Linked DNA regions of Homo sapiens: region 1 is linked to region 2. A link is a loop called in an ENCODE intact Hi-C map of the cell type or tissue named here. Cell type or tissue: A673. All regions are shown on one strand. Links, peaks and the distances in the headings refer to the core of each region. The heading gives the core; the rest is flanking DNA. Region 1 holds the start of NDST4 (N-deacetylase and N-sulfotransferase 4). Region 2 has its middle 120 kb from the start of MIR577.

What was found. A loop is a pair of places that touch in the nucleus more often than their neighbours do. Peaks named below come from ENCODE experiments on the same cell type or tissue, not always from the same donor. Only the 100,000 strongest peaks of a DNase experiment are listed, where the experiment ranks them.
Region 1: it touches region 2 in a loop (5-fold over the local background); 4 of 110 quality-filtered maps call a loop at or near these places.

Annotation. Positions count from the first base shown.
Region 1 is chr4:115,105,014-115,121,429 of GRCh38, forward strand. NDST4 (N-deacetylase and N-sulfotransferase 4) reads right to left here and starts at 8,607. Exons shown (of 14, transcript NM_022569.3): 1 at 8,431-8,607. In A673, for the core only: no CTCF peak of the experiment used is centred there; a DNase peak (open chromatin) is centred at 9,008; H3K4me3 peaks cover 2,954 bases; H3K27ac peaks cover 3,535 bases.
Region 2 is chr4:114,772,465-114,788,880 of GRCh38, forward strand. No RefSeq gene overlaps it. Among named protein-coding and RNA genes, the nearest start is that of MIR577, 120 kb to the left of the region's middle. In A673, for the core only: a CTCF peak has its summit at 7,916 (motif pointing right); a DNase peak (open chromatin) is centred at 7,967.

The sequences.
Region 1 (16,416 bases), core at 7,243-11,242, 330 kb after region 2:
CCAGATCATGAAGCTGAAGCAGAGAAGAGTTAGAATTTTCAAGGTTATATCATGAGTCAGGGCAAAGCAAGGCTTGGAATCCTGATCTGGTGGAAACCAAGGTTAACACCTGCCTTCCAATATGTCACAATATTATCTCATCTTTAATTCACATTTGTTTACATGAAGGCTTCTACAAAAAGGCATCATAATTAGGTCAATCAATCTCTGCATTCTTTAAAATTTAGAAGTTTATGGAAAGCAAAATTATTTTTCTTATTCATTCCTCTAATGTTGACATGTTATCTTTCTTGGACTGTCTCAAAAGAATAGTAAAATAATATGTTTACAATAAAAAACAAACTTTCACTTACTCAAGAAATGTATTATTTTATTTTCTTTATAAAATGGTACATCTTATAAATAATTCTATTATGAAAATTTGCTTTTTTACTCTAGGGCATATCCTGAGTAATTTCCACTGTGTAATTTTACCCAGTGGTTATTTACTTGAATTATGTTGACCAGTCTTCCAGCCAACTGCTAGAGCTGGATTTAGGTGGGCCAAGTGCTCATTCTAAAACCTTTGTCCATACTTCTTATAGTGCGACAACAAAAAACAACAAGAAATCTTGGTAGCCAGCATTTATTTTCTACGCAAGGCAGAAATTCCTTCCACAAAAGTCTTCTGAACAGGTAGCATTCCAGCCTGTGTTTGTTGCTTTGACTGAGTAGAATCTCACTGATTTTTAGGAAGTATTGTTTTACCTGACATTGCATAGAAACAACTTCCGTACCTTTCGTAGCTTAGTCTGCTAGCGTCACATAACATAAAACAAATTCCTTTTGCATAAAAAAGTATCTAATATATAAAGATAACTATACTGCTCCCTTTTAGCTTTTTTCCTTTAATTATTACTGTGTTTTTCAACTGTTACTCATATAGCATAGTTGCCAGATGTCTTCTCACATTTTACATTTATCAAACCCTTAGTATCTATTGATTATTGGTCAAGCACTCTCTAAGCATTTCTGCCATCAAAAAGCTTTTGGATAAATGGGGAGCGCTGACACACACACAGCAATTACATCATAAGGTAATAAGTGCCCTGATGGAACAGTGTGGGGGTAGGGCAAAAATATCTGGTTCACCATGGGGGAAGAGGAAGGTCATAGAAGACTGCTATTAACATGAGGCATCGGGAAACTGAGAATGATGAACAGGCCAAATAATGTCAGACTTGTATTAAATAGGATCACAGATAACTGTTTCCTGGATGTTGACACTATGGTTCTGTTAATGCATTCTAAGTTTGTATTAGCATTGTATTAGTGTCATCAAACTTTTGGTTCTTGTTAAATTTGAGGTAATTTTATAATTGGAGAAATTTTTTAAAAAAGAAACAGTCATCTCTTGTCATAAGGAGTGGTTCCTGGACCCCCTAACCCTCCAGGACCAAAATCCAGAGATACTGAAACCCCTGTATAAAATCGCATAGTATTTGCATGTAGCCTATACACATCCTCCTGTATACTCTAGCTCAATTCTAGATGACTTATGATACCTAATACGATGTGAATGATATGTACATAATTGTTATACTGTATTATTTAGAGAGTAATGACAGGAAAAAATGCCTGCACATGTTTAGTACAGAAACAATCATCTATGTTTTAAAATACTTTTCATTTTCAGTTAGTTGAATTCACAGATGGACCCATGGATACTAAGAATTACATCGATCTTCATTTCATTATGTTAGGTCCATCATTCCAGCCAACTGGGTGATGTTTTGGAATATTGGTTCTTACCGCCACCAATTTGGGAGAATGAGATATGGAGCCAGCTCCTCTGCTACGTAAGATTTAGTAATAGCACTGAGACCAGGCAGTGGCTCATGCCTATGATCCTAGCACTTTGTCAGGCTGAGGTAGGAGGATAGCTTGAGGCCAGGAAATCGAGGCCAGCGTGGGCAACATGACACCCCATCTTTACAAAAAATATGAATAATAAAATTATCTGGGTGAGGTGGTGTGCACCTATAGTCCCAGCTTCTTGAGAGGCTGATGTGGAAGGATTGCTTGAGCCCAGGAGTTTGAGGTTGTAGTATGCTATGATTGCTCCACTGCCTCCACCCTGGGTGCCAGACAGTGCAAGAGCCTATCTCTAAATAAAATTAAAGAAGGAAATAAATAGCATTGAATTTCAGTCTGTGAGAAAAAAATTTAAAAACCAGTAATTTGAGATAATTTACACACATAATACTTCTTAATACTTAGAAATATAAAGAATAGAAGTAAAGGTGAGACTTCTATTTTCTAAAACTGATTAGTTTTTTTACTTTCCAGAGAAAGTGACACTAAATAGTGTGCCATATCTTAAATTCTCCCAAACAACTTCACAGACCTGAGGAGGATAATCAATAGACAGAGACAAAATTCAGCTTGTCAGCTTGCACATTACAAGAAATTGCTACTCCTCATCACATTTTTCTACAAGATAAAATAATAATGTTACTCAATTTGACATCTATGTTTTATATGGATTTACTGAGTTTCTGCCTTATCAGAAAGGCATTTCCTGACCAGTCCTATCACTTTCACATACAGCTTTTAATGTGCCACCTTGACTTATCTTTATAGCACTCACAGGCACTACTGTGGGGTCTTTATTTATTTACTGTCAGTTTTCTACCATGAGAATATAAGCCTCCTGAGAGCTATTTTGTTCACCCTAGTAACTTGCATGGTGCCTGACACATATTAAAAATAATAGAAAATATTTATTTTCCTTATTTTTATGAACATTATTGAGCAAAAGTAAAAAAGCTATTTTTTTCTGTCTAAGGTGAAAAATATGTCCAGACAGATAGAGTAATTTAAGTATTGAATTGAGTTCAACCTCGATTGATCAATTTTAGCATTATTTCTATGGATATCAAGAAAATGTCCTGTTTCAAGGAAAGAAACTTCAAAAACTGTGTTATCAGGAACCATAATACTTTAGATAAGTTGGTAGTATAATTTATTGATTGTGTTTTATTTTACTTATTACAGTACAGGGAATCTCAATTGAATTGACATAACTATTAGTGAAAGATTGATTGAGAAACCAAATTTAAATTCTGATTCTAATTATTCACTTGCACTTTAGAGTAATGAATAGAATTAGGACTGTTATATGCATTCACAGGAGCATATGCATCTCTGCATCTGTTACCTTTCCTTGCATTAATCTTTAGTGATGTTATATTTATTTCTGATGTTTAAATGATTGTTATGTAGGCATGAAAGACTATTCAATACATCAAGAAGAAGAAGAACTCTTTTGAGGTGTCTGATGAACTATGACAAATTCTGTGGATCAGCAGTCTACAACTGAATTTCTGATTCAGGAATAGAATCAAGCCAAAGCATCTAAATGTGTGAAATCACTTTCCCTTCTCTCTTTTTCTTCCACTAGCATGGCAGTTGGCCTTTGGGTTGCTTATGAATGTTAATATCCTTAAACTACTAGATATAAAAATGATTTAGAGGATTTAAAATTTCTAAGGAAAAATTATTTATATTTATTATTATCATTTTATTTTTTACCACTAAGGTGCATCTGCTATATGGAAAAGATGTGACTGATATTAAAAAGGGAGTGTTGGAAAAAAAAGAATTCCACTTAAATAATTTAGTAAATTAAATGGAAATTTATAGGTGGAAGAACAGCCCATATGTTAAAGTCAACATCACTATTTCTCTGAAATAAATCTCCCACCCTATTTCACTTTTCCTTGATTGCTTATTGCAACTTAACCCACTCTTTCTCTTCATTTTCCCCACTTACTCTGTGTTCAAACCAGGTTATTAGATTAATAATTGCCACAATACTAAAGATGAGTGATTTGCTTTCCAATTACACAAGAGAGCATGTAAGCTGAAGTGGCAAAAATGAATGGAAATAAAGGAAGGAGGGAAAAAGGGAGGAAGAAAGGAAAAAAGACAAGAGGAAGGTAGGAAAGCAAGAAGGAAGAAGGAAGGAAAGAGGGAAAAGGGAAGGAAGGAAGGAAGAAAGGAAGGGAGGAAGGAAGGAAAAAGTGGTAAAATAAGAAGAGAAGAGAGAAAAGAATAAAGAAAAAGAATAGAAAAAGAGAGGAAGGGAAGGGAAATAAGAAAAATGAGTAAAAGAAAGAGAAGAAAGAAAGGAGCTAATGAAAAGAGATTAAGGAAGCATTTCTCCATTTACTTTTTACTTGAATATAGTGAACCTGGCCAAGCTAACTTTCAACTTCTGTGTAGTTATAGTTGACGATGCATTCCATTAAGGACTTTTTAAAAGGAGGCTAAATATTTGAAATAAATCACAACATAAGTTCAATTGATGGTGGAATTTGCAAAATAGAGAAATTCCTCTAATTTGGGAACAAATGAAGCATGTGGCCGCACATAAAACTCATGTGTTTATTAGCTTGCTAAAGTTGCTTTCTTCATTGAACTCTTCAAATACTTAAAGTAATAATTTCTAAACAGAGTACAAATTGGATTTAGTACAGAAGTCCCAATTCTATAATTCACTAGAGTCATCACTTTTGTTTCTCAACAAAAGTCTCGCTTCTGTTTTCTGAGTACAATATCAAATTATATTCTCAAGCATTCAGACATAGTTTTAACCCTTTTTTCTCAGATTTTTCAAAATTTCAACTAATTAAACATAACTATTTATTTAGTGTTAATGAAGTATATTATCTCTTTTAAAAGATATATCTAAAATAGCCTATGTATGTAAATGACCTCAAAGGGTCACCTGAAAACCATTATTTAGCCTGTCATGTGTAGTTTATTTTATTAAAACCTATTTCATGGCATGAATTTTCTGAATACTGATGAATATAGACAAACTATAACAATGCAAAGAAAATAAATACATTAAGTTATATCAGCAAACATGTTTACCTGTTGGAATGAAGAGTAATTTACTATTCACATTTCAAAAAAATATTTTTGCCTTGAAATGCCTGAGGCTATTGATGAGTTTGGAATTCATTTTCAGACTATTTTAGCTTTTGAGGAAATCTATTTTCAATTCAATATTATTTCTGAAAGAAATTTTAGATTTGTCACCTCTAGAAAGTGATAGTTTTCCTTAGAAAACTGAGATAAAGAAAGCTTGGAAATAGAACTATATCTATTAGAAATGCCTGTATATATGTGTACACATTCTGCATTGCAAATAACACCTCTAACTTCTTAAGCTTGCTGAAAATAACTTTTAAAAATAGGGCATTTAACACCCTGCATAACAGCATAGCTGAAAGTTTCCTGAAGTGTTAAAGAAAAGGCTGGCTAGATGTTTTATCATGATGGCTGAAGGCGGTAGCATTGTGTCTGACACCTGACCCATTTATCTCACTTCGTAAACTTCAAATAAATCAACAGACAACATGGTTTCTCTTTTTCCTAGTTATCTGGGGGTACGTAATGAGAGTTTACCTTATGTTTGCTGCCTACCTTCAGAAGATATATGCTACAACAGTATTTAGTGTGTGTATCTTTACTGTAAATTTTACTAGGCCAGGTATTTTAATAAAACTTTCACATTTCTTTGTTTTGGCATGTATCCATATGTGTCATTTCTGATCTCTCTGCCTCTCCAAGATCATGGTTAGATGATGCATCTCATCGTTATTTCTTTTTCTTTTCCTGAGAATAAACTGTATTTTATAGGAGTTTCTGGTAGGCTTATTTGCATTTTTTCAACAGAGCAACTTTTAATAAAGAAGAAACCTTTGTTAGTTTAAAATTTAATTCTACTTAGAAAATATATTTGTTCTTTAAATATCCCACAGTTTGTACTGGAGAAAAAAAATAACACTTCAGGTTAGACTCTAAACATAATGCATTATCAATGAATTTTAGCCCAGAAAGAATTAGCCTTCTGGGTGCACAGCTTCTCTGTCTTGGCTTCCAGCCAGGGCTGATATTCTAGCTTTATTTTATGTTTCCCCAGCTGCTTTCTAAATCTGGGAAGGCAGCACCAGCCAGAATCTTCTAGTTTGAACACAGTATGCTAAATGCTTCTCTCTTCTCCCTTAGTAATTGCTTGTAAATGATGCACACAAAGTTTGATCTTTGGATTTTATTTCCAAAGGCCCCCTTTCAACTCAAACAGAAAGTACAAGGGGATCATATGAACATTTAACCTACTGGGGACAACTGTTCTACTGGGTTGGAAACATTTATTTAGTACGTTTAAGAACTAATGTTAGTATTGAGATTGAATTATGTTTATTTTAAATCCAAGTATAGAATGCTTTTCTTTGGGAGAAGAAAGAATAGGTATAACAGTTTTTAATCTCAAATAAAAAATGAAAGATCCTTATTTTCCTGAGGTGAACATAAGCATGAGCATATGTTTCTATTTTGATTATCAATTATAGAAATTCCAAATTATGACTTAATATATTTATATATAAAAATAGTCCCCATATACTTCCTTTTGATGTTTAGGATAATATATTTAAAATTACACATTTCTTAAATAATAAGCCTATCTTGGAGAAAACAAAATGTAATTTACATATATTTGCATTTTTATTTATTATTTATATATTTGCATTAATCAATTTAAAAAATTCAAATTTTCAGGAGGTTTTACCTTCCTTTTATTTAAAAATAATGCCTGAGTTTCTAAATTGGATCTAAGGGTGATTTTCAAGTTATATTAGTAACTCATATATATTATAACTTTTTCAAAGGGTTTTTATGTATCAGTCTTAGTGGTGACCAGGTGCCATTCAGATAGAGTTAAAAGGCCCATTCTGCTTAGTATTCAATTTCTAAAAATCTTCCCAATTAGCTTATTATGAGATGTCTATCAATGTAAACATTGTTTAATATTGATCATCATAATGTATTGTCATACGATTTCTTATTTTTAAAAATGTCAACAATAGTAGGCTTAACTTCCCATTTATATATTGAGATAAATGTAAATGGCAATTATATTTTGCTTATTAATTAGTTTTTTATGAATTCCAGTTGAAAACTTAGACTGTTGTAGTCAGTGGACTTTATATTCTTTACATAAACTTGCTACTCACACACACACACACACGCACACACTCATGCACACAAATGACCAGCACAGAACCTATGTGACACTGGGATATAGCTAACTGGCATACTTTTAATAGAGTAGAATAAATTACTCTTTTGATATGAAAAAAAAAAAAAAACCTTTACATCGTTGTGGGAAAATTCATTGCTTCCTAGTTTTGGGGAAATTCAACCAATTACAATAACTTTCATCTTTATCAATTTCCTCTTGGGGCAGAAACCTCACAGGATTTTAACCATGTTGTTGGTGAGAAAGTGGAAAACTAAAATCATTCTGAGAGTTACAGAAACACATCAGTATCTTGGTATGCAATTTATGTTAAAGCATTTATGAAACTGTGCAAATGAAAAATATTCTGATAAAAGGCACCACGAAAACAAGCAAAGGTGAGTTTGAAAGAGACATGATAAAACATAAACTTAAAACTTTCTAAAGCTGTATGAGAACTCACAGTATAACTTATCATAATAAACAAAACATATAATCACTTAAAAAAACTATGACAGGAATTCTGTAGAATATAGTATTTTATTAATCAGGACAAATTCTAAGAAAAATAAGGTTTAATTTTCCTTATTTAGCTTTCTCAAAAAGAATATTGAAAAGAATGAGTAAAACCATATTCCAATAACATTTCTTGTTTTCCAACTTATTCTGTGCTTGAGGAAATTGGAGGTATACCATAAAGCTTTCTGTCCTCCTAGGAAACTATGCTTAGGGCATATGACATATATTGTTCTAAGAATTTATTTTTCTTTTCTAATAGGAGGTAGGAGGAAAGCACCTATTTCTTTATAAGCAATTTATGACTGTAACATACAATTTCACATGTCTGTGACAGCTGTTTCTCTAAAGCAGACCATTAGTACAGAGCATGCCTATAAATCTCAGGTCCAAAAAACAGGAGTTCCCATCTTCGGTAATTTGAATGCCATGTTTTCAGTAACACTTATTAGGGAAACATTTATAACCCTACAGTTAACTTTGGATGTTGAGTTTGTAAAATTGGTGCTTTTAATATGAAAAGGCTAAAGTTGTTATCAAATAAGATATTTCCTATGCAAATGTTCCGGCAACTGTTTAAATTTTATCAAGTTGTATCTCTTTTTTTTTATGTACGACTGTATTTTCTACTTACGTGCAAATATAACTTCTATAAAGCATGATGACAGGTAAGCACACACATGCGGAAAAGGGAGATTGAATTTGGTTTTAAGATATTATCTGCTTCTACATAAATCTTTCACAAATAAAACTTTATTGTGTCCGACTTGTTTACATAGCTAAGCAACGCATATTCATTTATGATACACACCTCGATTTCAGCAAATTAAGCAGTAACTTACCTAGAGAAGCATTTCAATATTTTGTCTTTTTCTAACTTGAATTTATCCCGTGTTAGAACATGAGATATCCAGTATTCAGGTTCACTTGGCTCCAGGTTAATTAGAAGGAGCTTTCAGTTCATGCAATCTGCCTCAACAATATTCCAAGAGCACTCTCTAGCTCCAGTCTTAGTGTCTGAACTCTTCCAGCAGAGTCCTTTTATTTATACACACATTGTCCTTTTCAAAACAAGCAGCCAGCTGGAATGATTCAAACCTCTGTTCAGCACACCGTTAAAATGCAGCTTCCTTCTTGGACACGAGAATTACACCAGGGAGCAGACCGAGTACAGCAAAAAGGCTATGAGAACTATTTAATCACCGGAATACCAGCTGCTCCTGCTCTGCTGTTGCTAGTGCTGCTGTGCCTCTTGTTTAGCTGTAGTCGGTCTTTCCCTCCCTCCCTCTCTCTCACATCTCCAGAACTATAAAGGCAGCTTTGCCGGATTATGATTGGCAGAAACAGCCAATTCCTTCAGCTAATCATCCTCAAGACTTTCAAGGACCTGGAGCTGTTGTGATGTCATCCAGTCAGTGGGATGTTACACATGAATACATTCCAACAGAAGCTAATTCAGCGATGGGCTGCATTCCGCTCACACCGCGGTGATTGATTAGATGCTCCTTGAAGATTTGCATAATCTTTCATTGTACAGTTCGACTATTTCCTATGAAATTTGAGGATAGAATTCCACTTTGCAGCTATGACACTGTTCCACGAGATTCTATTGGACAAAATAAGAAAAGTTCAAAGCAGGATTTTCTGCTGTAAATGTGTGCCAGTTAAACACAAAAATTACAAACTCAACAAAAGCCAACAATGAGCAATAGGAAACTCGGACAAGTATTAGTAAGCTACATAGTCCTGAAGTTAATAACAGCATTTTAGACCATGATAAATGTTAGAAGAAAAGAAAGAGTATGTGCGTGTGAATTTATTGTGTGCATTGTTTTAGTAATTAAGGTAAACTACTGGATTATTATGGAAAAGTTCTTTTCTATGTCTCTTTTCTTCTTTTTAACGTGGCAATATAAGTTGAAAATTACCTGCTCTTTGTTTTCTATTAATTCGTGTAAACACATAAAGATATTATCAAGTACTTTTATATACATTATGTAAAGTTCTTTAAACTTATTCATTAGGATATATGTAAAAGTAAAAGTAAAGTGCTTTCAGGTACTTCTCCTCATTCCAGACTACATGATTCCCTGGGCTTTTCTTGCTTTAGTACATCCCTTAGTTTCTACCATTTAATTTAGTGGAATAAGATAGGCTAATGAGAATTTGGTTCAACACCCCTAATAGGTTGCAGAACAGAACTACAAGCTTTTCTCAACTCCAAGTCCTCCTCAGGTATATGGGTGTCTTTGGTTGTACGTAGTAGTTCCACTTGAAATACTGGTGTGGTTTCAATGAAATCCTCTATAAGACTGGAAGGTAGGGGTAGGAGGGAGTCCTTCAAAACTCAGCATTTATTGATGATGTGGTCTTTCAGAAGAATAATTTTAATGCATCCAGGATTACTAGTATTATTATACTGCACAAGGTTTTGAGGGTTAGCAAGCCATAGACATATGCCATACAGAGAATAGGGAAAAAAAATCTAGCAAGTTAGAAAAAATATTTACCAGTTATTCATAAGCAATAAATAAAACCTAGTAACTCATAGGTCATGTATCAGTTAGTTTTTCAGGTGCACAGGCTAAAATATATTAAAGAAAAAATTTATATTTTAAAAATAATTAAAGCGTTCAGGTACTTCTTACTACCTTTTAAAACATTTGGAATGCAAAGATGCATTGAAGTCAAGTCAGAATTTTCAGAGTGATACACATCAAAATTCAAAATGGATAAATAAACTGCAGTTAAATATTTCAAAGATGTCATAATAAAATAATTATTACTAGAGTAGCATCATGGGAAACACTAACAGTTGATAAATAACATAAAATAGCATAAATTGTAAAAGCCAATTGAAGATTTTTCTGTTGTATGTAGTTTGGCTTACTAATAATGCCTTCTTCTTTATTCAAGTTGGGTAATTATTTTTAAGTCTTAACTTTAGAAAAATAATTTAAATGAAAAACTATTATAAATGCTCAACATCTTTATATTATTGACATAGTTCTATTTCACAACTCAAGAATGCCACTTTATCAGAGTATTTTCATTTATTGGAACTAAATGGCAACACAGTGATCTGAAGATAAAACCCATCACATTAAAACATGGAGCAGGGTTTATATCCTCGGCTCTAGTGATAAACTAGAGCTGATATCCATTGATGATTACAAGTGAAAAATGTTGATCAACTTCTTCTCTAGCATTAAACTATAAACAATGTTTTAAGCTGAAGAGGTAACTACTTTCACAGTGTAAAAATGCTATATAAAATATTAATAGAAGATATTCTTATTAAAGGTAAAATTCTTTTAAATATTTGTGAAACATGAACTTTGAAATTCAAAAAATCCAGAGATGAGTAATTAAAATTCAATTTAGGGAAAAAATACCCAACTTTACTCTCCCTGCCTCATTTTTCATTCAGAAATACACTAAGTACTGAAGGCAGAGGGTCCCACCATATACATATGTATAAATGAATGGAAACCCACCAAAAAGTGCTTTCTTTTCTATTCCTGGGGAAAACCAGAGAAATTCACAACACTCACACTAAAACAAAACAAAATAATCCTCAAAGTATTTTGAATATTTTTCTTATACTTTTCTTTGTATATTGTATTCGCAAATGACTAAAACAAACATATTTGTGAATTTGTAATCTTTTATCATTTTCTCATCTGTCATGTTGGGAAAATGAAATAAATGACCTTGGACATTTCTGGGAAGAAATGTAATACACAAGAGAGAAAAGAGGAAATAATTACTTGCTCAAAGTGTTTTAATTTTTTAAATCATTTAACTTGTGTTCCACAATTTACAGGGCTTGCACTTAAATATCAAAATGTAGCATCAAGTCAGCTCATTTTCAACAATACACGCAATGCAAAGCATTCACCCAATTGCTTATAGTTGACTTTTAAGAAGAAAGTGGATGCTTTTAAGTTTCTTTAAGCACTCTATAAAGTATAATATAATTGTTCTTTTATCTATTAAGATGTAGGTCCAGACTTATATTAAGACCTCAATGGATTTTTAAAAAATTGAATTGAACTTGTTGAACTAATAAACTTTTAGAGCTCCACATATTTTTATTCAGTTGCTCTCTTGACTCAGCAAAAGTTAAAGTAGTATTTGCCCACTACAAAACCTTTTCATTCAACTGAATTTATCTTTGAATTTACCTTTTAAATTTTCAGTGGCGTTTCCTTGGAAGTTCAAGAAATGTGTATGTGTTATATGCATTATTTGGAAATTTTAAAAGTGAAAAACATTGAAAACATTATATAATATACACTTATAACATATATCTAAGAACATAATATACTTTCAATTTAATTTATAAATACATATATACGCTTTGTTCTTTATAATACACACATATATCTTTGTATATACTTACTCAATAGAAGAAAAAAAGATGTTTATTTTAAAAGGAAGGTCTTTTTTTTGTTTGTATGTCAAGTCTTTATTACAGTGAAAATGAGAGGGTAGTAATATCTACTAATAAAAATCTTAGAAAACTTCAAAAAAACTCGGTAAATTTAACAATTTCAAAAATTTTCATCATTTTCTTTCTCATTTTGTTCTGCTAATTGTTACTAATGGTAAGTTTTAAATGCTTGCCTCTAAAATAAATAAAGGTTTGCACAGAAAATACTAAAACAAGATTCCAAGTACTTCATAATTTCTACTTTTTAAAAAATTATTCACATGCATATACAGGCTATAAACAGAAGATATTTAGATCTTTAAATGTACATTTTTATTCATTTCAAGTTTCATCTTTTTTGTTACTTTTAGAGCAAAAATAATTTTGAATGAGCACAACCAAATAAATTTATAGTTCTCACAATTTTGATTGAATGCGTTTAGTTTAATTTACAGTCTTCACTACTAAAACTTATAAATACAAGATTCTATTACCACACTACCACTTTCTGTCTATATCCTTTTCTTTTAATTTTATTTTTTAACATGAGCAACTATCCTGTTGTACCAACACGAAAGGCTATAACTCTTTTTTAAAAGAAAAAGCATGAATAAAAGAAACTTCTACGTTCAAAGTTTATGCCTTCAGGGAGCAGGGGAAGCCTCTAATTGGGCTGTGAGTGACTAATACAAAAACTTTTTATTAAGAGAAAAAAATCTTCTGCTAGCAATTGTTAGGATAAGAACTTATGTGAGAAAGAAGTTGCATAAAGTCACTTTTGCTTCAATGGTATCATAATACATGATAAAAAAATCGTAAGTGCCAAATAGCATTACGTGGATAACAAACACCCCAGTCACAGACTTAGATGTTATCTTATTACACATCTGGATCTCTTGTTAGCAAGTTATTAGAAAAAGGGAAAAAAATAGGAAGAGCAGGTTGGAAGAAAGAATCTTTTTGCCAGTATCACTCTAGTGCATTGTTGTAGCAAGAGAGAAATCAGCATGTTAATGCTTCAAATAAATCCTTTGAAGATGCAAAACTTGAAAGGCCAAGTGAGGGAACAAACAGACTAAACAGTCCAATTCCAGTTTGGCAGACAACTACTTAAAGGAACATGATTTTTAATAAATAGCAGTTGTTGGCCAAAACACCATTGCATCATAAGAAATTTTGTTGTCACTAAAATGTTAGCACTCAAGTGAGAGACCCAGGGTGAGGTGGGGGAGGACAGTAAAAATTAAATTTATGATTTTTCCATGGTCTGATCTTTGCTATGAGAATTTTCAGTTAGTTTCTCTTTTAGAGGGTACACAAAGGTGAGGAGAGTTCATAAAGCGCATTAATTGGGCCCCAACTCCAGCGGGAGTGTCTCATCAGAGTAGGATCTTTAAATACCTTATAGGGGTTGTATAAGTTTTATCTAGGATAGGTAGTTTCAGTTTGTTTCTTTCTTTGTTTCTCTTTTCTTTGGAATTTTCATTTGCCAAATTTTATTAGGGTTTGATGGTGATTTCCTTTTGACTTACGCCTTACAAGTCATTTTACATTCTCTAATTTGAAGTCCTAAATGTTCAAAGTGAGAAAGCTACTTGCAGACCAGAATCATAGCATCACAGTGATAAGTTTGATAAAATTCTTTTTGTCATATAGGATATTTTCTTTCATCTGTTACCAAATTTTTTGTATTTTAAATATCCCAATATCATTTGTTTTCCGCCTGCTCCAGTCCTTCAGGGAAAGACATCTCATTTATGAACTATTTGGCTAATGCTCTGATCAGCATGGGAAATCTTAATTTTTTACTAAGCCTTAGCAAATCAGTTTCTGTCCTGTTAGCTTCAGTGCCTCACTGTAAATTATCGTCACTCTGGGGTAATTCACTGGATGCTGTCACTCTTTCTCCTATTTGGTTTAAGCCGTGTGTGTGTGTGTGTGTGTGTGTGTTGGGGGACCATGTTGAGATGGTAAGTTGTGAGGAAGTGGTATAAGAACATGAGATGTTCTAAAGCAAGTCAACAATGGCTGAAAGTTTCCTTAAGCTTGAGAAGCAATACTTGTGAATTCTAAGTCATGCTGTATTCCAAGACCTGTAAACCCAGTGTTGCCCTCTGTAACCAGCTAGCAATGGGGTACACAGCATTATATTGCTATTGTTGCCTGATTTGTAGGCACACACATAATGCTAGCAATGAAGTCTTTATTCTTTGAGGACAGAGATAATCTCTTTTGTTTTTGTTTGTTTGTTTGAGGCTTATATCCTTAATACTTGGAGCAGTGCCATGGCATAGTTACTGACATTTAAAAAAATAAATTTATGAATGAATGAACGAATGATGGCAACCCAAAGCTAGAAAATAGGGAACCAGAAATTAACATTTCCCCTACAAATATATTTTCAATGAAACTGTTGCACCAGTTCTGTATGTCACAAATAGAAGCAACAATTCATTTCAAAAGGAAGATGCAAAGATACATTATAAAGCAATTTTCCCCATGGATAAGAAGACCCAGATTAGTTTTCCTTTTTAGAATCCATGTCATTTAATCTTCCTAATATTATTCATGAATAAAAATATTTTAGTAAAAATATTGTCATATATTTTAAAGAATTGAAAATATTTTATACATTACTGTAATTTGGTTTGCATTTATAGAATCAGAAGAATGGCACTGTAAATTCTAAATATTCCTTTATGTAAAATGATTTGTTTGTCTTCCATATTAAGTATAATTTTATTTTAGAACTTTAATTGGTGTTTCCCTTTTCTGAAAAGGAATTATCATAAATGAGATGATATGAAGTAAATGAAAATATAGTACTCCGAAAACAGAGATATTTTACAAAAGAAAACCAAACAAATAATTAAATATAATGTAAAATAAATAAAGTAAAATGAATTCTGATACTCTAAACCTACTATATAATAAAACAATGATGAATTTTTTTGTCAGCTCAGCTGTTTATACCTGTTAGAGGGTGGGAAAGAGCAAAGTAATTAAATTAAGAGGAAAGAAAAATCATGTGATGAACACAGGAGTGTATGAAAGAATATACTTATCACCCTGCTAAAATATTCAATATTTTACAATATTCCCATAGAGGGCAATATTGTATAAAAGATGGTGAATGAAGACTCTGCCAATTCATCTCTGTTGATATGCTTTAAAGAAAACTGCTGTTACCATAAATTTGGAGCTCCACTTCCCCTCAAACTCTAATATATAAACTGATGCACACAAAAACATAACACAGAGTCTCATCAAAGGCAAAGAAAATTAATTTGGTATCACTTACTGGTAGATTACTTGAGTGAATAGCCTCCAGTTTCACCTTTAATTTGATTTAATCACTGCATCTCAGATCTCAGATAGCAGATTGAATTCTCCTATATAACTTACATCTATAATACACACATGTACATATATATACACAATACCATTTAGTTTATTTGAAATATTAATAAGGTAGTGCCTTCTTCAGTGCCTGGAAAGTAAAGGTAAACTACAGGTAACATATAAAGTGCGGCAAATTTTGTAAAATCGAAGTCTTATCAATGATTCAAATATAACTCTAAGGATCTAACCATAGAATAGGGCTGGGCCATGGAGAATGCAAAATTATACTTAGCTATATCTCTCAAATTTATTTCTATTATAAAATCATCTTGCACTCATCTACCTTCCTTATTTAAATATACTCCTTTACCTTCCCCTCTTGTAACTCAAAAATAGATTGCTTCACTGTAAAACCCTTCCTCTCAAAGATGTTAAGTATATTAGAACTTGAAACATTTGCTCTTGAATGACCTTTGTAATAACTGCTAATTTGCATTTAGCATATACTGAAAGAAAAGACATTGTGCATTCTGTAGTATCATTAAAACATACTATTATCTTAAACATTCAATTATCTACAGATTTTAATACACATAGTGATATGGAATACATGGAATTATGAAGCATACTATAACATTCTACCTGTCTGCTATGCCACAGATGCAATTCTACCTTCAGAGAGATGAGTCTCCTCAGTTCCCTCGTTATGAGATGTCCTATACAAGATCATTATGATTATATCCTATAAAAATTATTTTAAGGCTAATGTAAATAAATGAAAATTAATACGACTATAAGCCAGATTTAGTCATAAGAAATATAAATCTAGTCCTTTTATTTAGGACATCCAATTTGTACCTGAATATTAAATCAAACTAGAGTAAACTGTTTAGTTCAAATTAAATTATGTGAATCTTTAAAATAACGTTAATTACTTGTCAAGTACAACTTCTCAAGTCTAAATAATTAATATTCTTTAATCTGCCAAAGTAACTATGGTAATCAAGCAATTCTTGTGTGTGTTTGCAGTTAAACAAGAGGTACATTTAGA
Region 2 (16,416 bases), core at 5,902-9,901:
CTTAATCAACTTCCCTTGTCCCGAGATATGTCTACTTCTCCCTTGCTTAAAGGGGCTGCAACTATTCCCTGGCGTAAGAAAGGTGTTTCAAGAGAAAACACTTTTCCTCAAACGCCAATCCACATTCTTCATTATCTTGAGTTGTAACCACAATCAACCCTTTCTGTGCCTAACATGAATGGTTTTATGATTTAATCAACAGAGACATGAATGCAGCTGTGCTTAGGAGTATTTTAAATGGAAATACTAATTACAGGGCAGGACCCAAGAAGATTCTGAAGACAAAATTATTTGGTCATTCAGATGACTTGCATTCTCCACATATATTTTACTATCCATCCCCTAATAAACGCCTATTGTACTAGGAAAGAATCCCATAGCATGGACCATTTAATAGAATATAAATAAACCATCTCAGAGAAACTACACTGGCATTGGGCAATTTTCCAATTTTGTGCAAATGTAGGAAAATGTTGGATTGGTGCAAAAGGAGGAATTGCTTGATACCCAAGTCCTGGATCTGAAGCTATGGAAAACACTTAATCTTTGAATATCTGAGCAGTGAATGAATATCCTTAAGTTGTAAAAAGGATGGTTATATTGTTAGGATTTTAAAAATATATACTATTTTGTGAAAGATAGAAGGAAGGTTATATTTTAATACTGATCAGCCAAAGTGTAGACTGTATAAGAGACACTTTGTTTGTTTGCCGTTTTGAGTTATTTTTGTGGCTATTTTCAGCATCAGTGCATATTTTTGCTTTGGGAAATTCCTCACTGTATGCAGTATTGGTAGGAAACAATGCCTTACCCCCTCAGGAAAAGTCATTATGAGGGAATAATCCTACTTTTCTGTCACTAGTAGAAAGGGCATACGGACTCTAACTGATTGAAAGCTCATGTCTGGGACTTGAGATGCAAAGATAAAGGATGAGAAACTGGTACCTTTAGTAGAATGCTTTTAATAGAGCCTGGTTGCTGTATTTCTTGTTTATCTTCTAGAGCTGCCCTTGTTCCTGCCTATTTTATAGACCAGCTCTCCAATGTTCCTATTGACTTTATGAGCTTCCCTGTGGTCTTCCTGTACATTTACCCTTGCTTTTGTTTTTATTTAAGACAGCATGATTGACAACTTCTTTTCTCATTGTAAAGAAGTCTAAAGACTATCTCTTCATTTCTCCCATATTACTCAACTACCCTACTACCCCCATCTCTTCCCCTTATAGGGATACTTCTAAATGCTGAAGAATAAAAATCCTGACCTCTCCCCAAAAGCATAATATATTTAGAAAACAAACTAAAGTCATTAAATTATAAGCTGGGTTGCAATTACTTGGCCCACTCTTCTACTGATACTCTTTTTTTTCCCTTTATTTAGAAACACATGCCTTTGGTATGGAATATTCATTAGTTGTTGTGACAACAATTTTCACCTGTATAGAAAAGTCACGGATACTTATATATAGTTTTCATTCATTTCATTTAAAGGGATAATTTTTCATTGTACTTTCTCCTTTTAATTTTTTAAAAATTGACACATAGTAGATGTACATATTTTGGGGGTAAATATGATAATTTGATACATTCATATAATGTATAAAGGTCAAATCAGGATAATTGGATTATCCATCACCTTAAATATTTGTTTTTTGTTTATGCTAGGAACATTCAAATTATTCTTTTCCGGCTATTTTGAAATGTACCATAGATTAATGTTAACTATAGTCACCTGCTGATCTATTGAACACAAGGTCCTTTTACTTTTCTCTAACTGTATCTTTGTATTCATTATTGAACCTCTTTTCTTATCGCTCTCCTCCCTACCCTTCCTGGCCACTTGAAACCACTAATTAACTCTCTATCTTTATGAGATACACTTTTTTAACCCCCACATATGAGTGAGACCGTGCAATATTTGTCTTTTTGTGCTTGGTTTATTTCACTTAACATAATGACCCTCATTTTATCCATGACAAATGACAGGATTTCATTCTTTTTTATGGTGGAATAATATTCTATTGTGTCTATATATACTACACTTTCTTTATCCACCCATCTGTTAATGGGCATTTAGGTTGATTCCATATTTTGGCTATTGTAAAAAGTGCTGCAGTAAACATGGGAGTCCAGATATTTCTTCAGTATATTTATTTCCTTTCTTTTGAATATAGACTCAATGGTGGCATTCCTGGATCATATAGTAGTTGTAGTTTTTAGTTTTTTGAGGAACCTCCATACCATTCTCCATAGTGGCTGTACTAATTTACATTCCCACCAAAATTGTATGTGAGTTCCCTTTTCTCCACGTCCTTTCCAGCATTTGTTATTGCCTGCCTTTTGGATAAAGGCCACTATAAGATAGATAGATAGGTAGATAGATAGATGATAGATAGATAGATAGATAGATAGATAGATAGATAGATAGATAGATAGATGATAGATAGATAGATGATAGATAGATAGATGATAGATAGATAGATAGATAGATAGATAGATAGATAGATAGATAGATAGATAGATATCTTATACTAAATACTTATTATCTGTGGGGTGAAAACGTACCTCGTTGTAGTTTTGATTTATTTTTCTCTGATGATTAGTGATTTATATAGCTCAGATTTTCATCCCCTCCAAATCTCATCTTGGAATCTGACACCCCAAATGCTGGACGTGGGGCCTAATGGGAGGTGTTGTGTCATAGGGGCAGATCCCTCATGAATGGCTTGCTCTCTCTGTGGTAGTGAGTTCTCACTCTATTTGTTCATGCAAGAGGTGGTTGTTTAAAGGAGCCTGGCACTTCTTGCTCTCTCTCTTGCTCCCTGTCTCACCATGTGACAAGCCTGCTCCCCCTTCACCTTTTGCCATGAGTAAGAGCTTCTGAGGCCTCACCAGAAGCTGAGAAGATGCTGCTGTTATGCTTGTACAGCCGGCAAAACTGTGAGCCAATAAACTTCTATTTTAAAGATAAATTTCTCAGCCTTTAGGCATTCCTTTGTAGAAGCACAAAACAAACTAATACAATGACGTTGAATATTTTTTATATACCCGTTTGCCATTTGTCTGTCTACTTTAGAGAAAGGTCTGTTCATATCTTTTGCCCAATTAAAAATTTGATTATTTATTTATTTGCTACTGAGCTGTTTAGGCCCCTTATATATTTTGGCTATTAATCGCTTGTCAGATAGTTTGCAAATATTTTCTTCCATTTTATGTATTGCCTGTTTGTTGATTGTTTCCTTTGCTATGGAGAAGCTTTTTAGCTTGGTGTTATCCTATTTGTCTATTTTTGCTTTTGCCGCTTGTGCTTTTGAGGTCTTACCCAAAAACTCTGCCCAAACCAATGTCTTGAAGTGTTTCCCACTGGAAACTTCTCCTGGTAGTTTCATAGTTTCAGTCCCTTAGATTTAAGTTTTTAACCCATTTTGAATTAAAGTTTTATATGATTAAAAATAGGAGTCTAGTTTAATTATTCTGCATATGGTTATCCAATTTTCCCAGCACCATTTATTCAAGAGACTGTCCTTTCCCCATTGTATGTTCTTGCCACCTTTGTAGAAAATGAGTTAGCTGTAAATGTGTAGGTTTGTATCTGGGTTCTCTATTTGTTTCTGTTGGTCTATGTGTTTGTTTGTATGCCAGTATCATGCTGATTTGGTTATCATCGCTTTGCAGTATAATTTGAAATCAGGTAATGCGATGCCTCCAGCTTTGTTCTTTTTGTTCAAGACTGCTTTGGCTATTTTCAGTTCTTTCCTGGTACCATATAAATTTTAGGATTTTTTTATTTCTTTAAAGAATTTCATTGGTATTTTGATAGGGATTGCACTGAATCTGTAAATTGTTTTGGGTAGTATTGTCATATTAACAATATTAATTTTTTCCAATCCATGAGCATGGAATATCTTTTCTTTCTTTGTGTGTGTCCTCTTGAATTTTCTTCATCAGTGTTTTTATAGTTTTCTTTGTATAGATCTTTACTTTTGGGGTAAAGTATTTAGTATTCTTTGTAGCTATTGTAAATAGGATTGGTTTCTTGATTTCTTTTTCAGATTGTTCTCTGTTGACATATATGAATTCCACTGATTTTTCTATGTTGATTTTGTGTCCTGTAATTTTGCTGAGTTCAACTATCAGTTTTAACTGCTTTTTTTTTTTTTGGTGGAATCCTTAGGCTTTGCTAAATGTAAGACCATGTCATCTGCAAACAAGGCTAATTCAACTTCTTCCTTTCCAATTCGGATGTCTCCTCTCCCTCCCCTCCCCTCCCCTCCCCTCCCCTTCCCTGTTTTACCTAATTCCTTCCCTTCTTTCCTTCTTTTACCTAATTGCTCTGGCAAGGACTTCCAGTATTACGTCAAACAAAAATAATAAAAGTGAAGATCTTTGTCTTGTTTCAGATCTTAGAGAAATGGCTTTTATGTACCCCACTCAGTATGATATTGGCTATGAGTTTTTGCTATATGGACTGTATTATTTTGAAATATGTTCTCTTTGTACCCAGTTTGTTGATGGTTTTTTTTTTATCATAAAGGGATGTTTTATTCAATGCTTTTTTCAGCATCTATTGAAATGATCATATGGTTTTGTTGTTGCTTATGTTAATGTGATATATCACGTTTAATATTTTGCATATGTTGAATCATTCTTGCAACCCTGATATAAATCCCACTTGAGTATGGTGAGTGATCTTTTTAATGTGTTGAATTTGGTTTGCTAGTATTTTGTTGAGGCTTTTTGCATTTATTTTCATTAATTATACTGGTCTGTAATTTTCTTTTTTTGTTGTGTCCTTTTCTGGTTTTGATATCAGAGTAATTCTGGCTTCTTTGAGGAGTTTGAAAATATTCTATCCTCTTATTTTTTTTGGAAGCATGTAAGTAGAATTGGCATTAGTTCTTCTTTAAGTGTTTGGTAGACTCTACCAGTTTATTCCTCAGATCCTGGGCTTTCTTTGATGGGAGACTTTTTATTATGGCTTCTATTTCATTACTTGTTTTCAGTTTGTTTAGGTTTTCTAATTTTTCATCTTTCAATCTTGGTAGGTTGCATGTGTCCAGAAATTTATGCATTTTTTCTAGGTTTTCTAATTAGTTGGCATCTGGTGGTTCATATTAGTCCGTAATGATTCTTTTTATTCTGTGGTCTCAGTTGATATGTCTTCTTTTTTGTTTCTGATTGTATTTATTTGGCTTTTCTCTCTTTTTCTTAGTTTAGCTGAAAATATATTTTTAAAAACCCAGTTTAAAATTTTTTTTTGATCTTCTATTTTTTTTAGTCTTAGTTTTATTTATTTCTGCTTTGATCTTTATTATTTCTTTCCTTCTATTTTTGGGGGCTTGATTTTTTCTCACTTTTATAGTTCCTTGAGGTGCATTGTTAGGTTGTCTATTTAAAGTCTTTCTACTTTTGGTTATTCCTATAAAATTCGCTCAGTACTGCTTTTGCTGTATCCCATAGATTTTGATATGTTGTATTTCCATTGTCATTTGTTTCAAGATATTCCTAAATTTCCTTCTTAATTTATTCATTGACCCATTGCTTGCTCAAGGGCATGTTATTTAGTTTCCATGTGTTTGTTTTGTGTAGTTTCCAAGGCTCAAACCCTCTTGTTATTGATTTCTAGTTTTATTTTGTTGTGGTCACAAAAGATATTTAATATTATTTCTACTTTTTTTTAATTTGTTGAGATATTTTTTGCAGCCTAAACTGTAGCTTACCCAGGAGAATGTTCCATGTGCTGATGAAAAGAAACTCCAATGTTTCCTTTTTGATTTTCTGTCTGAATGATCTGTCCATTACTGAGAGTGGGGTGTTAACGTCTCCTACTATTATTGCATTACAGTCTATCTCTCTCTTTAGATTTATTAATGTTTACTTTATATACTTGAGTGCTCTGATGTTGAATGCATAGATATTTATAATTGTTATATCCTTTAGCTGAACTGACACCTTTATCAGTATATAGTGATCTTCTTTGTCTGGTTTTACAGTCTTTGACTTGTAGTCTATTTTATCTGATGTAAGTATAGCTACTTCTTCCCTTTTTTGGTCTCCATTTGTATAGAATAACTTTTTCCATACTCTCATTTCCAGTCTATGTGTGTCTTTATAGGTAACGTTCACTTCTCGTAGACAGCATATAGTAGGGTCTTGTTTCTTTATCCATTCAGCCACTCTATGTCTTTTAATTAGAGAATTTAGTCCATTTACATTCAGCATTATTACCGATTAAATAAGGAATTACTATAGGCATTTTGTTGATTTTTTTTTTTTACAGGTTGGTTTGTAACTCCTCTCTTCCTTTTCTCCTTTTTGTTGCCTTCTTTGGGATTAAATGATTTTCTCTGGAAGTATGTTTCAATTCATTGTGTTTTATTGTGTATGATCTATTATAGGTTTTTGCTTTATGATTACCATGAGGCTTACAAAAAAATCTTACAGACACATGAAGTTATTTTAAAGAGATGATAACATCTTAGATGGCAAAGAGAATAATGTAAACAAATGAAATTTTAAAAATCCTCTGCAAATTAACTTAATTCCTTTCACATTTGGCTTTTGTGTTGTCTTAACTTAGATATTTTTATATTGCCTATCTCTTGACAAGTAACTGTGCATATTATTGTTTTTTATAGATTTGTATTCTGGGCTTCATTATGAGCAGATTTTTATCACAATTACAGAATTAGACTATTCTGGGGTTGTCTGTGCACTTAATTTTACCAGTGGGTTTTATATCTTCAATTTTTTTTTTGTTGTTTGTTTGTTTGTTTTCATGCACATTAGTGTTTTCTTCTTTCAGATTTAAGAACTCCCTTCAGTATTTCTTATAAGATCAGAAGGGTGGTGATACATTCTCTCAGTTTTTATTTGTCTGGGAAAGACCATCTCTCTGTATTTGAAGGATAGCTTTGCTGGATTTTGCATTCTTGGATGACAGGTTTTTTTTTCTTTCTTTTTCTTTTTTTTTTTTTCCACACTTTTAAAACATCATCTCACTCTCTCCTGGCCTGTATAATTTCATCTGGGATGTCTGTTGCCAGATCAACTGGAAGGATTTTAAAAAATATGTTATTTGCTTCTTTTTATCTTGCTGCTATTAGAATATTAGAATCCTCTCCTTGTCATTGACCTTTGAGAGTTTGAGTATTACATGTCTTGGGGTAGTCTTACTTAGGTAGAATCTATTTGTTGTTCTCTGATCTTCCTGTACTTGGATATTTATATCTTTCTCCAGTTTTGAAAGTTTTTTGTTATTTTTTCTTTAAATAAGCTCTCTTAGCCTTTTTCTTGCTCACCTCCCTGTTGAACACCAACAATTCCTAGACTTGGTTTTCTGAGATACTTTTCTATATTTTGTATTTGATATTTGTTGCTTTTCATTCTTTTTCTTCTTTCTGCTCTGTGTATTTTCAATTAAATAGGCTGCCTTTGAGCTCACAAATTCTTTCCTCTCCTTTATCCATTTGGCTGTTGAGAGCTTGTAATAATTCTTTTTCAGTTCAGTAAATGTATTTATCAGTTCCAAGATTTCTATTTTATTTTTCAATTATTTCAGTCTCTTTGTTAAATTTCTCTGATAAATTTCTGAATTGGTTTTCTGTGTTATCTGGAAGATCACTGAGTTTCCTAAAAACTGCTAAGTTTACATTTTGCTTAGAGAGCTCACATATCTCCATCTTATTAATCTCCATCACTGGTTTCTTGCTTTGCCCATTTGGAAAGGTCATGATTCTCTGTTTGCTTTTGCTTCTTGCAAGTATATGTCTATGCCTTTGCATTGAAGTATTAGCTATCTATTCCTGTCTTCTCTGTGTTATTTTTGACTTTTCCTGGATATATTTGTTTAGAGTTTCTTTGTAATTTTAGAATTTCCTTTCTTTCTTTCCTGCTAGGTCATTACCTCATATTTGGCACTAGATGGTGGCATAAGCCCAGGTTTGCCTCAGATTTAGTACACAATCAGAGCACTCCCTGCCCTGAATGAGGGAGTTCTCAAAGGGGATATCCTGGTAGTGTGGAAAAGCTTCTAGGAGTTTGTGCCAAGTGGACCTTTGGAATGCACCTCCTATAGTGTGGTGCTATTGAACAGCCACTCTGATCGGATGTTTCCTTTACCCAAGTTATAGACCACCTTTTGTCTCTGACTGTCTTCTGGAGTATTTCTCACTTCAGGCACTGGTGATGTTTCCCATGGGTTGAGGCAATGAAAGGTCTCCTGGTATGGGAAACTGGTTGTCCACCTTGGTCTCACTTTTTCCATTGTAGAAACCGGGAGTTGAGGGAAATTTTTCTGTGTGCTTGGTGCAGGGCAGATTGTGGGGCCGGGCATCACTGGCATAGAAGTTCAGTTCTCTTACCATCTGCTTGGAGTTTTTCTTCACTTCTCTGTGGCTCCAGGAACTGTCTCATCCTCATATTTCAGTTCTGGGATACTGCTGGTGATAATCTCAGTGTTGTATATTTGGTTTTGGTTTTCTGTGGGGAGGAGTGAAGCCAGCTTGCTTTTATGCTGCCATTGTGGGACTGGAAGCTCCTCACATTGCACACTCTTCAATGTTTTGTTACCTCCATGTGACTGCTCTCTAAGGCTTTGTTCTGTCTTTTGCTTTCTAGCTTTTGCTCATCATGTTCTCCAGGCCACTTCCACAGAGTTCCTTCATTTCATTATTTCAACAATTACCTCCATGCTGTGTCTTAAGCTTATCTTTTCACGTGGTATATATTTCTGTTTCCATTTGGGCATTTTCCCATCACCTTTTATTCAAATGTCCAAATCTAAATATGAATTCAATCCCCACAAAATTCTATCTTCCTAACCAAAATTCTAATATGTGTTAGTTTCATCATTATCCTCCTTATGCTTTAGACTTCTTTGCTCATCACACACTTCACCTTAGACTATTTCATATATGTTCTCACCACTTTACACAAGATAGGACACTGAAGCCGATGACTGGTTCTATCTGCCTTTGACTCCGAATTCGTGTCTCTCCAATCCATCCTGTTTATTCAGTAAAACTCATTGTCCTTAACAGACACGTTCACACTGTTACTGCTCTGTGAAGCCCATAAAGTTATCAGATCCCTGCCTCAGAAGTCAGACCACCTCAACAAGACGTGGATGTCACTTACTAGTCTTTTACTTGTAATGAGGCTATTTCCTCATCTGTTAAACAAGAATGATGACAATGTTTTGTCTGCCCTTTGCAAATAAATGATGTGGGAATACTTGAAAGAAATGTCAAGAGCCACATTTATAAATTATTATTACCATACTGTCTTTTGGTAGCACAACATTAAGTTTACACTCTTCTTGCTTTTACTCTATATGTTTTTTCTGTGTTTCCTAGTCAACATTTCTTCACTACTTCTGATAAGGAACCTTTTAGGAGAAGCTTCTCACTGACTCAAAACTTATAATAAAGGTCATCTCACTCTTTCATTTTTATTGGTTTTTCCCTTTGTCTGAGTTATTATTCTCTTTTATATACACCTGCCAAGATATATTGTTATGTTCAGTTCAACCTTTATTTCCTACATGGACATTTTCCTATAGCATTACTCTAATACATTTCTTCCTTTTTAAAACTATTATTGCTAGTCTGTTGCAATACTTACTATAACAGGTAATTACTCTTTTGTTGTTATTATTATTATTCCAGTTTTCACTTTAGCAACTACCACACTTTGGCGAGTATGGTAGGTGCTTAATAGTAGTTTTGATTGACTGATATAAGTAGCAAGTATTATATAATATAGAAAATATAAATCCCTCTTTCACATATTTTATACCTAATTTTTTTGTTTGAGAGATGATGCAAAAATTGCATTACATTAACAAAACAAAAATTATTACATTATGAGTCTGAAATTGCTAGATATAGACATACCAATCTTTGTATTCAAGTGAATCACAAGGACATATCAGCCTAAATAATAAATTAGAAGTCTGCAATGTGCTTGTGCCACTTGACAATGAGTCCCATCGACATAAACTGATACCATGGACAGATTTCTTATTAATCATGCTTCACCGGGTCATTGGGTTAAACATTTAAATAATAGGCTAATAGGAGTCTTGCTGGCAATTTAATTCCTGCTTTCTAGGCTCTGTAAGACAGAGTCACTCCTCTCTTTCCCTGGAGGAGGGGAAGTCCATCAAAATGTCATTATTCTACATGTGTAACAGAGTAATTTCTCTTGGTTTCTATATAGGTAAATTTGCAGTTGGCAATTGGCGATGAAGTGTCACTGATTGATCCTCACAGACTCATTCCTTTCCCCTCCTTACAACAAAGATCCTGTTTTTAATCACCTTACTGTGTACTTCCTTTGCCTTATCCATTATGCAAGGAGGTCAGCTAGTAACACTCAATATGACTAATTAAAGAAAGAACTCCAAGGTAAAGTGCACAGAGGCACTTTGGTAATTGCTGTGATATCCATAAATAATAATGACAACTAATGAGACCCATAATAGCTTTGTAAACAGTAATTTGCCCACTCACAGGAAGTGAATAACAATTTACACTGAGTGAGGAGAGTCAACTCTCATGGGTCATTTGAGCATTTCTTTTTCTGCTCTCTGTAGCCAACTGTTTTTGGCATTTCAGGAATTTCTGGAGGGGGTCGACTTATAACCTCGCTCTAAATGATAGCACAGTGTTTCAATGCATGGAATGAATAGCATGTTCTTTGCGTGGGCTACTTTATTTTTAAAATATTTAGTTAGGCTAATTTGAAATATCTCTGGAGATGGTAAGAAGAGTGGCCATATTCAAATACAAAAGAAATTCAGAAAGTTGTTAGAGGTTACCTAATAAGAAAACTGAGGCCAAGTAAGGTGAAGAAATTTGTGCAAGAACTTAAAACTTCTTTGTGCCAGAGTAGGGACAAGAAGATAGAATCTCTGGACCTGCGCCAGTTATCTTCACAGAGCCGATCTCTGAGGGCTTTGAAAATCATGAGCAGGGGTGTGGCTTGAATTGTATTGTGAAGCCCCCTTGGTGATGTCATGCTACTGTCTAGTAGCTAAACTGACTACAAATAGCACACTGCTAAAGTAGAAACATAAAATCATACAGGTGAAACAAATAGCCAGAAGTACATCAAAGCAGGTAGCATAACGAAAGACCTGAGGATCACTTTCCAAATTCAGGTGGAAGCTTCTCACTCTGACTTAATAGCGAGGAAACAGACAAATACACTTAGGTTCTGGGTAGTACTTTGTTGCCTGGAAAATTGCTTTTCCGTCGGGACAGTTATATCTCTTGAATATCATTCTCCTTTTTAAGGATAAAAACACAATTCCTGAATGTGGCCTTATCTTTTCCTATATGCTCAGAGTAGCCATCTTCCTCCTATTCAGGAATTTGTATCTGCTTAGCTTTTTGGTTTTTTTTTTTTTGGTCTGGGAAAGTTGATCTCATTCTTCTTTTGCTAGTTAATACCTGTTAATCATTCAAATCTTAGATCAAGTGGCATTTCCTAGGGAATATCTTCCGTGATTTTGACAGGTAAAATCCATCCCTTTATTATAGACTCTGACAACATCGGGAATTTTTGCAGCAGCTGTCACAGTTGTAGTTGAGTACTTGTTGTCCAGTTTATTTGATAAATATGGATCTCCATCATTAGGCGTATTAGTCCATTTTCATGCTGCTGGTAAAGACATAACCGAGACTGGGAAGAAAAATAAGTTTAATGGACTTACAGTTCTACGTGGTTGGGGAGACCTCACAATCATGGCGAAAGGTGCAAGGCACATCTCACATCGTGGTAGACAAGGGGAGAGAGATTCTGCAGGGAAACTCCCATTTTTAAAACCATCAGATCGTGTGAGACTTATTCACTATCACAAGAACAGCAAGGGAAAGACCCCACCCCCATGATTCAATTACCTCCCACTGGGTCCCTCCCACAACACGTGGGAATTCAAGATGAGATTTGGGTGGATATATAGCCAAACCATATCATTAGGTTTCAAGTCCCATGAGACCAAGACACTCTCTGTTTTTACAAACTGTTTTATTACCCTTCCCTAGAATGTGCCTGACACATTGTAGGTACTTAGTTTGATTAAATAAATACATGTATGAAATGAAATAAAACAAGAATCATTTTAGAGAGAAAGAAAAACACTGCACTTTGCTTTGTGAGAAATGCTGGATAGACTGTCTAGACAGAGCCCATTTCTGCCTTACTCACTGCTGGATCTCCAGCACCTGGCTTTTTACAGGTTCACCTGACACCTGAGCTTGCAAGATATGTCTAGTTATTGAATGGTTAAATATTTCTATGTTAGGAGGTAAATGTGGCTGTTGACTAGAGTTAAAATTCTAAAAATGTTAGCAAGTATATTGGCCAGTGGGAAATTGATTAGTTTTGTGAGAGGTTTACTTATGAAATGATTCCATATACCACCAAGATTCCATATGTTGGTGGGAATGGATAAGCACCAGCTCAGCTTGTTTCAGAATTACAAACTTGAGTGAAGTTCCCACATTCTCTGCAAGTTCTAGTTTACATCTGAGGGAGAATTTTGTGAGTGAAGCTTAGGCAGTCCCATTTGAATTCTTTTACCCATTCTCATTTATTAAAACTTAAGGAAGCCTTCAACAAATGGTACTGGATCACCCAGATATTCACGTGCAAAAAAATGAAGTTAGACCACTTACCTTATGCCATGTTTGAAATTAACTCAAAATGGACCATAGACATGTATAAGAGCTAAAGCTATAAAACTCTTAGAACATAGAAGAGTACATCTTGGTGACTTTGGATTAGTCACCAAGAAACAATAGTTTCTTAAATATGACACCTAAAGCATAAGAAACAAAGGAAAAAAATAGATAAATTGTACCTCATTGATATTAAAATTTTTTGCTTCCAAGGAGAAAAGACAAGCCACATAATGGAAAAAAATCTTTGTAAATAACATATCTGATAAGGAATTTGTATCCAGAATAGATGAATTACCCTCACAATTCAACAACAAAAATGCAAATTATTCAATTAAAAATGGGTAAAGCCTCAACAAACTAGACACTTAAGGACCACACCTCAAAATAATAAGAGCCAGAGCCATCTATGACAAAACCCCTGCCAACCACATACTTGAACAAACAAAAGCTGGAACCATTCCCCTTGAGAACCAGAACAAGAGAAGGATGTCAACTCTCACCACTTTTATTCAACATAGTACTAGAAGCCCTAGCAACCAAAATCAGGTAAGAGAAAGAAATAAAAGTCATTCAAATATGAAAAGAAGTTGTTAAACTACCTCTTTTTGCTGACAAAGTGATTCTATACCCAGAAAACCTGAAATATTCTGCTGAAAGTCTCCTAGAACTAATAAATGACTTCAGTAAAGTTTCAGAATACAAAGTCAATACACAAAAATCAGTAGCATTTCTATACACCAATAACATTCTATCCAAGAACCAAATCAAGAATACTATCTCATTTACAAAAGTCACAAAAAATTAAATACCTAAGTCTACATCTAATCAAGGAGGTGAAAGATTAATTAAATACCTTGGTCTACATGTAACCAAGGAGGGAGAACTAAAAAACACCAATGAAAGAAATCAGAGACACACAAACAAATGGAAAAACATTCCATGCTTAAGGATTGGAAAAATTCATATTGTTAAAATATCTATTGTGTCCAAAACAGTCTAGAGATTTAATCCTATTCCTATCAAACTACCAATGACATTTTTTACAAAAGGAGAAAAAATGATTCTAAAAATTTGTATAGAATCAAACAGAGCCCAAATAGCCAAAGAAATAAGCAAACAAACAAAATAAGCAAACAAACAAAAAATAAAAGCAAACAAACAAAAACCCCCAAAAAACTGGAGCCATCACATTACCCAACTTCAACGTATACTACAAGGCTATGGCAGCCAAAACAGTGTGGTACTGGTGCTAAAACTGGCCCATGAATCAATTGAACCAAATTGAGAACTCAGAAAAAAAAAAGCCACATACCTACAACCATCTGATCTTCAACAAAGTTGGTAAAAACAAACAATGGTGAAAAGACACTTTATTCAATAAATAGTGCTTGGATAACTGGCTAGCCATATGACAAAGAATAAACTGGACCCCTACCTATCATCATACACAAAAATAAACTCAAGATCAATTAAAGAATTGAATGTAAGGCCTTAAACTATAAAAATCATAGAAAAAAGTGTAGGAAATACCCTTTTTGATATCAGCTTTGAGAAATAACTTATGGCTAAGTCCTCAAAAACAATTGCTACATAAACAAAAATTAACAAGTGGGACCTAATTAAACTTGAGGGCTGCACAGCAAACCAAACTATCTACAAGGTAAATAAACAACGTACAAAATGGGAGAAAATAAAAACTATGCATCTGATAATGGTCTAATATCCAGAATTTATAAAGAACTTAAAGAAATCAATAAGCAAAAAGCTCATTAAAAATGGGCAAAAGACATGGACACTTCTGATAAAAAGATACATGAATGGCCCAAAAACATATAAAAAATGCTCAGGATCTTTAATTATCAGAGAAATGCAAATCAAACCACAATGAGATACCAACTTACACCAGTCAAAATGGCTATTATTAAAAAGTCAAAAATCAAAAATAAAAACATACAAACAGGTGATGGTGAGGCTGAGGAGAAAAGGGGACACTTGTATACTCTGGGTGGGAATGTGAATTAGTCCAGCCACTGTGGAGAGCAGTTTAGAGATTTCTTTCTTTTTTTTTTTTTTGAGACGGAGTCTCACCCTGTCTCCCAGGCTGGAGTGCAGTGGCACGGTCTCGGCTCACTGCAACCTCCGCCTCCCAGGTTTTACGCCATTCTCCTGCCTCAGCCTCCAGAGTAGCTGGGACTATAGGCATACACCACCTATGCCCAGCTAATTTTTTTTGTATTTTTAGTAGAGATGGTGTTTCACCGTGTTAGCCAGGATGGTCTCGAACTCTTGACCTTGTGATCCGCCTGCCTCAGCCTCCCAAAGTGCTGGGATTACAGGCATGAGCCACCACGCCCGGTGGAGATTTCTGAAAGAACTAAGAGCTGGACTACCATTTGACCCAGCAATCCCATGATCAGGTATATACCCAAAATAAAACAAATTATTCTGCCAAAGGACAGATGTACCTGTATGCTCATTGTAGCACTATTCACAATAATAAAATCATGGAATCAATGCAGGTGCTTATCTTGGTGGATTAGATAAAGAAAATGTGGTACATACACACCATGCAATACTATGCAGCCATAAAGAAGAATAAAATCATGTTCTTTGCAGCAACATGGATGCAGCTGGAGGCCATTATCCTAAGTGAACTATTGTAGAAACAGAAAATCAAATACCACAAGTTCTCACTTATAAGTGGGAGCTAAACATCAGGTTTACGGACATAAAGATAGGAAGAATAGAAACTGGGGACTAGTAGAGGAGGAAGACAGGAAGACGGGCAAGTGCTGACAAACAACCTGTTGAGAACTGTGTTTATCACCTGGCTGATGGTTCAGTCATACCCCAAACCTCAGCATCATGCAATATATCTTTTAAATACACATGCACAGGTATCTCCTGATTTTAAAATAAGAACTACATAAAATGGGTAAAGGATTTGAATAAATATTTATCCAGGGGAGATTTATAATAGTCCAATAAGCAAATGAAAACATGCTCAATGCCATGAGTGATTAGAAAAAAATAAAAAAGCACAATGAGATACTCCCTCATACTCAAAGACAACCAAGATAAAAAAGACAGACAATAACTAGTGTTGGTGAGGATGTGGAGAAAATGGACCACTGATACACTGCTGGTGGAACTGTAAAATGGTGCAGCCACTTAGGCAAACAGTCTGGCAGTTTCTCAAAATGTAAATAAGAACTGGCAATTGCACTTCTAGGTATACACTCAAGAAATCTGAAAACATACATTCACACCAAAGTTTGTACACAAGTATTTATACGAACATTATTTAAAACACCTAAAAAGTGAAAACCACCCAAATAATCATCAACAGATGAATGGATAAAGAATGTGGCATATTTATATAATTGAATATTATTCAGCATTTAAAAAAATGAAGTATTGAAACTCACTACAGTATGGATAACCCTTGAAAGTATTATGCTCAGTGAAAGGAGCCAGACACAAAGGTCACATATTAAATGATTACTTTTATATGATACATTTGGAAGAGGCAAATCCATAAAGACAGAAAGTAGGTTAATGGTTTTCAGGAGCTGGGGGGCGGGGGAATGAGAAGTGAATGGTATTGGGTACAGAGCTTCTTACTGGGGTTATGGAAATGTTCTAAATTTAGAGTGTGAAGATGGTTGTACATCTCTGTGAATATACTAAAAAACACTGAACTGAGAACTTTAAAAAATGAATTTTATGG